Regions from separate parts of the Homo sapiens genome. Here regions 2 and 3 are each linked to region 1. Evidence: chromatin loops called from intact Hi-C (ENCODE). Cell type or tissue: heart left ventricle. All regions are shown on one strand. Region 1 overlaps B4GALNT4 (beta-1,4-N-acetyl-galactosaminyltransferase 4). Region 2 overlaps NLRP6 (NLR family pyrin domain containing 6). Region 3 overlaps PSMD13 (proteasome 26S subunit, non-ATPase 13).

Region 1 (2,500 bases):
ACACAGAGGGCTGAGGACTCCAGTGAGAGCCGTGAAGAGGAGCAAGCGGTGAGCAGAGCCCTGGGGAGAACACGTGTGCACGGAGACGAGACCCCGAAGCCACTTGTGTGTTGGTGTCTTGAGAACCTGTCCATTCTGGAGGACGCAGCAGGGGGCATGAGACACAGGACATGTGGGGCACGGCACAGCTTGTCTGTGTGAGCTCCAGCACCAGCCATCCTGTCTGGAGCTCTGTGTCTGGGGGCTGCAGCAGGTGCATGAATGTGCCGGCCGGTCAGTGTGTGGGGTGGCCAAGCATCTGCTTGGGCTAGAGTGACCAGGGTGTCTGAGTGTATGTGCCAGGTGCCACAGGTCAGGGTTTGCATGGCTGGGGCTCACGGGCATTTAGGGCTGTGTGGATACATGTTGGAAGGGGTCTTTGTGAAGGTTTGTCTTGGTGTGTGTGACCTCCTCCCTGCCCTTCCAACCCTGACCCTGTTGCCTTTTCTCTCCTGCAGCCCGAAGGTCGGGACCTAGACATGCTGTTTCCTGGGGGGGCTGGGAGGCTGCCACTGAACTTCACCCATCAGACACCCCCATGGCGGGAGGAGGTGAGCTGGCTCGGCCTGTAATGGGCTGGGAGGCAGGGCGGGGGCTGGGGCGGGGGGGCGGCGGGCCGTGCAGAAGGTAAGGCCCCCCCATCCCCAGTACAAGGGGCAGGTGAACCTGCACGTGTTTGAGGACTGGTGTGGGGGCGCCGTGGGCCACCTGAGGAGGAACCTGCACTTCCCGCTGTTCCCTCATGTGAGTGCCGGGGTTGGGGGGTGCCGGGTGGGCAGGGCACGCAGGGGGCTTCGACAGCAACAGTCACTGCCCCCCCAGACGCGCACCACCGTGAAGAAGTTGGCCGTGTCCCCCAAGTGGAAGAACTATGGACTCCGTATTTTTGGTTTCATCCACCCGGCGAGGGACGGTACGGGGGTGAGGGTGCCCCGGGGGAGGGGTGCCGTGAGGCTCCACCCCCCTGAGCCTAGTCTTGTGGACTAGGAGACGTCCAGTTTTCTGTGGCCTCAGACGACAACTCGGAGTTCTGGCTGAGTCTGGACGAGAGCCCTGCTGCTGCCCAGCTTGTGGCCTTTGTGGGCAAGGTACCCCCACCCCAGCCCTGGTGTCGTCCCGGGCCTCCTGCAGCTCAGTCACCTGTGCCCACCAGCCTCTTGGGAATGAGGACCCGATGGGTTTGGTGTCCCCAGGGAGAGAGTGAACCCCCCCCCCCACCACCACCCCTGCTCTATCACCCCCCAGACTGGCTCCGAGTGGACAGCGCCTGGAGAATTCACCAAGTTCAGCTCCCAGGTGTCCAAGCCCAGGCGGTGAGTGACTGTGGGGTGCATGTGCGTGCACTTGTGTATTCGTGGGAGGGGGTTACGCGCTGTCTCCTTATCCTGTGCACACTTGCGCACACTCTGCACGAGCACCCGCCCGGCCAAGCTGCCATCCTCCTGAGGGCCAGCCCTGAGGGGTGTGGGAGCCACCTGCCCCCTTCCCTGCCTCCACTATTTGAGCGTCCTGTGCATGGCACGACCCTTGCTCCTCGTGTCCCCAGGCTCATGGCCTCCCGGAGGTACTACTTTGAGTTGCTGCACAAGCAGGACGACCGCGGCTCGGACCACGTGGAAGTGGGCGTGAGTGCCTTCCTCCCCTGGGGGCTTCTGGAGACTCCACTCCCCCCACCTCCCTGCAGGACAACCGCAATGGGGTCCCCGTCCCAAAGTTGACAAAGCAGATGGTCAGGGCCATGGGCCTGAGGTCAGGAGGGTCTGCTCTGCCCTCCTGGGGGGCTCGGTGAGGCTTCACTAGGAGTCACCTTTGAGTAGAGTCTTGAGAGGATGGAGACCTTCAGTAGGGAGATGTGGGGGGCAGAGAATTTGGGGTGGGGTGTACGGCGGATGAATTCCACACCACAAGAACAGCGAAGGAACAGACCCAGCAGAGGAACCGGGTCTTCGAGACTAGGAGGGGTCTGGTGGCCAGATCAGGCGGGGCCTGAGCAGCACTCTGGACAGATAGGCCTTTGTCCTGAGAATGAGGCCATTGGATTTGCATTCCAGGAAAAAACCCCTGGCCACAAAGCGGAGAGAGCCTGGGGGAAGGATTTTTACTGTGGCCTTTGGTCCTCAAACCCAGGGAGGTGGCTGTGGGGATGGACGGGGGAAGGCGGAAGGGGTTATACAGCAAGGCAGAGGGCCTGCAGCCTGGTGGGTGTGGGGGGCAGCACGATGGTGCCTGTGTCTGGTGTGTGGAGGGCACGTTTCACCCCAGCTCAGCTGGGCAGAGGGCCCAGACTGGAGACAGGGGTTTGGGGTGGTCTGTGGAGGCCCCAGGATGAGGTGGGAACAGAAGGGCCTGAGACAGCCCCTGGAGCCCCAACTTGGTGGGGGTAGAGTGGGGGGGGCATCCAGCCTGGCCCTTAGGGGGCCAGCAGTGACCCTCACTGGGTGGGGTTGGAAATCTTAACCTG
Region 2 (2,500 bases), 93 kb before region 1:
GCCAGAGTCGGGGGCGGGCGGGGGTCACCCGAGGGCCGCTCCCCGATGACCCGCGCCCGCCCGCCTCCAGCACGGGGCCGCGCCTCGCGGTGGCCCGCGAGCTGCTCCTGGCTGCGCTGGAGGAACTGAGCCAAGAGCAGCTGAAGCGCTTCCGCCACAAGCTGCGCGACGTGGGCCCGGACGGACGCAGCATCCCGTGGGGGCGGCTGGAGCGCGCGGACGCCGTGGACCTCGCGGAGCAGCTGGCCCAGTTCTACGGCCCGGAGCCTGCCCTGGAGGTGGCCCGCAAGACCCTCAAGAGGGCGGACGCGCGCGACGTGGCGGCGCAGCTCCAGGAGCGGCGGCTGCAGCGTGAGTTCTGCGCGGGAGGTCCCTCCTGTCTGGGCAGAGGCTGGGCTGCCCTCCTTCCCGCTTCCCGGAGAAGCCCCGGCGCGGTCCCCGGCCCCCGCGCGTTTTATCCACAAATTCGCGGGCCCCAGGGGTAGGACCCTGCGTGCTCCTCAGGGTGACTCGGACCCCCGTGGCGCCTTCCCCTGTTCCCGCCCTCGGCGGAACCTCACCCCAGTTTCCCTTCCAGGGCTCGGGCTCGGCTCCGGGACGCTGCTCTCCGTGTCCGGTGGGTCTCTCGCTGGGGGGGCACGAGTGTCCCCAACCCCACTTGGAGGGTCCCGGGGAGGACCGGGGTGGGAGGGCCGCCAGGGGCGTGGGCTGTGGTCCCGTAGAGGAAACTGAGGCCTGAGCAGGGCCGGGGAGGGCGTGGGCTCCCGGAGGGCGCAGCCTGCCCCACCTCCGACCCTTGTCCCCGCGCTGTCTCCCGCTGCGCCCAGAGTACAAGAAGAAGTACCGGGAGCACGTGCTGCAGCTGCACGCTCGGGTGAAGGAGAGGAACGCCCGCTCCGTGAAGATCACCAAGCGCTTCACCAAGCTGCTCATCGCGCCCGAGAGCGCCGCCCCGGAGGAGGCGATGGGGCCCGCGGAAGAGCCTGAGCCGGGGCGCGCGCGGCGCTCGGACACGCACACTTTCAACCGCCTCTTCCGCCGCGACGAGGAGGGCCGGCGGCCGCTGACCGTGGTGCTGCAGGGCCCGGCGGGCATCGGCAAGACCATGGCGGCCAAAAAGATCCTGTACGACTGGGCGGCGGGCAAGCTGTACCAGGGCCAGGTGGACTTCGCCTTCTTCATGCCCTGCGGCGAGCTGCTGGAGAGGCCGGGCACGCGCAGCCTGGCTGACCTGATCCTGGACCAGTGCCCCGACCGCGGCGCGCCGGTGCCGCAGATGCTGGCCCAGCCGCAGCGGCTGCTCTTCATCCTGGACGGCGCGGACGAGCTGCCGGCGCTGGGGGGCCCCGAGGCCGCGCCCTGCACAGACCCCTTCGAGGCGGCGAGCGGCGCGCGGGTGCTAGGCGGGCTGCTGAGCAAGGCGCTGCTGCCCACGGCCCTCCTGCTGGTGACCACGCGCGCCGCCGCCCCCGGGAGGCTGCAGGGCCGCCTGTGTTCCCCGCAGTGCGCCGAGGTGCGCGGCTTCTCCGACAAGGACAAGAAGAAGTATTTCTACAAGTATTTCCGGGATGAGAGGAGGGCCGAGCGCGCCTACCGCTTCGTGAAGGAGAACGAGACGCTGTTCGCGCTGTGCTTCGTGCCCTTCGTGTGCTGGATCGTGTGCACCGTGCTGCGCCAGCAGCTGGAGCTCGGTCGGGACCTGTCGCGCACGTCCAAGACCACCACGTCAGTGTACCTGCTTTTCATCACCAGCGTTCTGAGCTCGGCTCCGGTAGCCGACGGGCCCCGGTTGCAGGGCGACCTGCGCAATCTGTGCCGCCTGGCCCGCGAGGGCGTCCTCGGACGCAGGGCGCAGTTTGCCGAGAAGGAACTGGAGCAACTGGAGCTTCGTGGCTCCAAAGTGCAGACGCTGTTTCTCAGCAAAAAGGAGCTGCCGGGCGTGCTGGAGACAGAGGTCACCTACCAGTTCATCGACCAGAGCTTCCAGGAGTTCCTCGCGGCACTGTCCTACCTGCTGGAGGACGGCGGGGTGCCCAGGACCGCGGCTGGCGGCGTTGGGACACTCCTGCGTGGGGACGCCCAGCCGCACAGCCACTTGGTGCTCACCACGCGCTTCCTCTTCGGACTGCTGAGCGCGGAGCGGATGCGCGACATCGAGCGCCACTTCGGCTGCATGGTTTCAGAGCGTGTGAAGCAGGAGGCCCTGCGGTGGGTGCAGGGACAGGGACAGGGCTGCCCCGGAGTGGCACCAGAGGTGACCGAGGGGGCCAAAGGGCTCGAGGACACCGAAGAGCCAGAGGAGGAGGAGGAGGGAGAGGAGCCCAACTACCCACTGGAGTTGCTGTACTGCCTGTACGAGACGCAGGAGGACGCGTTTGTGCGCCAAGCCCTGTGCCGGTTCCCGGAGCTGGCGCTGCAGCGAGTGCGCTTCTGCCGCATGGACGTGGCTGTTCTGAGCTACTGCGTGAGGTGCTGCCCTGCTGGACAGGCACTGCGGCTG
Region 3 (2,500 bases), 120 kb before region 1:
GGCAGGCACTGGGTGAAGTTGTCTCTGGAAGGTGGGAGTTAGGGAAAGGTGCTCAACAAGGGCTTGAGCTTTAATGATAAGTATGTTCTTTTTTAATGAGATTATTAGAAGTAAATATTAATAAAATGTTAACTGTGGTAGGAATTATGGTTATTTTTGTATTTTTCTGAAACTTTCAATTTTCTCAGTTTAAAATAAACTTGTAAAATTCATGCATAGTGGAGCAGGGTAGATATAGATGAAGGCACTGTGAAGAGGCAGAAAGCACAGATGCAGCCAGACCTAACTGTGGTCTGATTATTTATTGATATCTCAAAAAAAGGTGACACTCAGAAAGGAAGATGGCTAGTTATAGCAATTTAAAGAAAAAAAAAAAATCGTAGATGCATGTTGGCAGCATCTATTCAGGCAGCAAAGCCTGTCTGGAGGGGTAGTGAGCCCTTTACAGAGCTTGACCTGTCCAGTACTTGTGGCAGAAATGTCCCCATCGGGGCTACCTGTGTCAGGATATGAGTTGCTATTTGAATTAAAACAACAAGTCTCCTTGGTTTAATTCTGTGCTCACAGGTAACGTTTTGATCCATAAGAAGAGATGATGCATATCTTGCAGAAGCGTATATTCTAGTTCTCAGGACAATGATATTTTTCATTATAAATTAATAACTTGCTCTTTTGATTCAGAACAAGTCTCTAGAACTTAAGGAAGCTTTTCCTCAGAGGGGCTCCACTTGCACTGGCTCACTGAGCCGGCAGCAGCCCTTGAAAGAACCCCCCTGGGCAGTAGGGTGTATCCTTCCCAACAGCACCTTGACCAGGAGAGTCTTCTCGAAATGCCCGTACCCTGTGGCCCTGCCTAATGGTGTCTGTAGCATTAATACAAATCTTACCTTGTAAATTCCTTGCCTTGACAAAGTGTCCCAGTTAGGTGCGACTCTTTCCATTTCCTAAGAAGAATGAAGCTCAGATCACTTGTTGTTAATGAGCTTCAGCAGTCTGCAATGTGAAATGTTTGGATCTGCTTAGCTGGTTTTTGTTGGGTCTACTGTTATAGAACGAATTCCAGATCCCCAGTTAAGTAACTGATAAGCACAAACATGGAAGACATTTTTCTGTCTTTCTATACTTTACAGCCTGATTTAGCAGCTAATGAAGCCCAGCTTCTGAGGAAAATTCAGTTGTTGTGCCTCATGGAGGTAAGCGAACACCCAGGAGCCACTTTGTCTGTGGTTTCAGATTTTGGTCAGGTGGGGGCGCTGCACTCTCCAAGCCTGTGCTGAGCAGTGTGAGCTTTCAGTGGTGCTGCTTCTGCTGTGCGCCGCTCTCTTCACCACCTTCCTTTTCCTTTGCTACCACTTGCTCTTCTAAGTTTATATTTGGCTCTTAGCTCAGACGACACCCTCCCACCCCACTGCCACCACCCTGAGGCCTTCCCTGACCATCTGAACTGAGATGAAGTAGCTGCCCCTCTCCCCGTGATGCAGTTGTTGCCTCATTGCATGTCGCTTCTTGTGTACACGCACATCTGTCTTTCCCCACTAGAACTTAAGCTTCGTCAGGAAGTGGCCCTTAGATTTCTGGTTTGCCGTGGTCACCCCTGGTCAACCCTGGCAAATTGTGGCCTCAAGTACTTGTTCGGGGATTGAACAATGGCTACTGTCAGAAACTCCTGTAAGGCATTTTGCTGTTATCCTTCTTATCTAAGCATTAAAAGCTTGTTCTTAACAAGATATATGTCTAATATTAGGAAACTTTTTAGTATGTGGGGTACTAATAAGATCTCTATTTTCAGAGCCAATATTGACAAAACATCCTTATCAGTTCTCTATTTTTATTTGGAAAAATAGTTTAAAATAGTTAATAAAATTTTTTCCAGATGACTTTCACACGACCTGCCAATCACAGACAACTCACTTTTGAAGAAATTGCCAAAAGTGCTAAAATCACAGTGAATGAGGTACGGTCCCTAGGCTCAGGGTGTTAGAGCAGCAAAGCTGCCACATGGAGGAGTCAAGGCTCTTGTGTGAGCGCTGTGCTCCCTAGACAGTAAAAAATGACGGGAGGAGCGGCATCTGCTTCTCACAAGCCATCTGGGTCCATGGGGGTGTGTCAGGCTATCTTGTCTTACACACGCCTCCCTCTCTGCACAGGTGGAGCTTCTGGTGATGAAGGCCCTTTCGGTGGGGCTGGTGAAAGGCAGTATAGACGAGGTGGACAAACGAGTCCACATGACCTGGGTGCAGCCCCGAGTGTTGGATTTGCAACAGGTGATGTGTTTGAAACCCATTATTCACCTCTGTGGATTTTGAGGGGTTGTGTCTATACCGTCTTAGTTTCATTTGGATGGAAGCCATTTGGGAAGACAGCATTATTAGACAAGAGGTTTTGGAGAAGGAAATACTGCTGTTGGGTTTTTCTAAGAGCCTAATTTAATGCAAGCCTAGGGTTTGAACCCTGCATTTAAAAGCTTATGATGACAATGGCACTGGTTGTGCTGACGGTG

Evidence for each region. Peaks named below come from ENCODE experiments on the same cell type or tissue, not always from the same donor. Only the 100,000 strongest peaks of a DNase experiment are listed, where the experiment ranks them.
Region 2: a loop joins it to region 1, with 2.0 times the contacts of the local background. A loop is called at or near these places in 4 of 110 quality-filtered maps.
Region 3: a loop joins it to region 1, with 2.1 times the contacts of the local background. A loop is called at or near these places in 24 of 110 quality-filtered maps.

What each region holds. Positions count from the first base shown.
Region 1 is chr11:372,165-374,664 of GRCh38, forward strand. It overlaps B4GALNT4 (beta-1,4-N-acetyl-galactosaminyltransferase 4), which reads left to right. Exons shown (of 20, transcript NM_178537.5): 2 at 1-48; 3 at 498-590; 4 at 688-783; 5 at 862-952; 6 at 1,027-1,127; 7 at 1,285-1,352; 8 at 1,586-1,664. Among named protein-coding and RNA genes, the nearest start is that of B4GALNT4, 3.9 kb to the left of the region's middle. In heart left ventricle, no CTCF peak of the experiment used is centred here; DNase peaks (open chromatin) are centred at 197, 1,127 and 1,557.
Region 2 is chr11:279,257-281,756 of GRCh38, forward strand. NLRP6 (NLR family pyrin domain containing 6) reads left to right here. Exons shown (of 8, transcript NM_001276700.2): 2 at 71-351; 3 at 578-616; 4 at 828-2,500. Among named protein-coding and RNA genes, the nearest start is that of NLRP6, 2.1 kb to the left of the region's middle. RefSeq lists enhancers at 451-1,001, 1,082-1,151 and a silencer at 2,105-2,194. In heart left ventricle, no CTCF peak of the experiment used is centred here; DNase peaks (open chromatin) are centred at 145, 545, 1,095, 1,975 and 1 weaker place; H3K4me3 peaks cover 715 bases; H3K27me3 peaks cover 2,500 bases.
Region 3 is chr11:249,673-252,172 of GRCh38, forward strand. It overlaps PSMD13 (proteasome 26S subunit, non-ATPase 13), which reads left to right. Exons shown (of 13, transcript NM_002817.4): 10 at 1,131-1,193; 11 at 1,874-1,954; 12 at 2,148-2,264. Among named protein-coding and RNA genes, the nearest start is that of PSMD13, 14 kb to the left of the region's middle. In heart left ventricle, a CTCF peak has its summit at 1,255 (motif pointing right); a DNase peak (open chromatin) is centred at 1,269.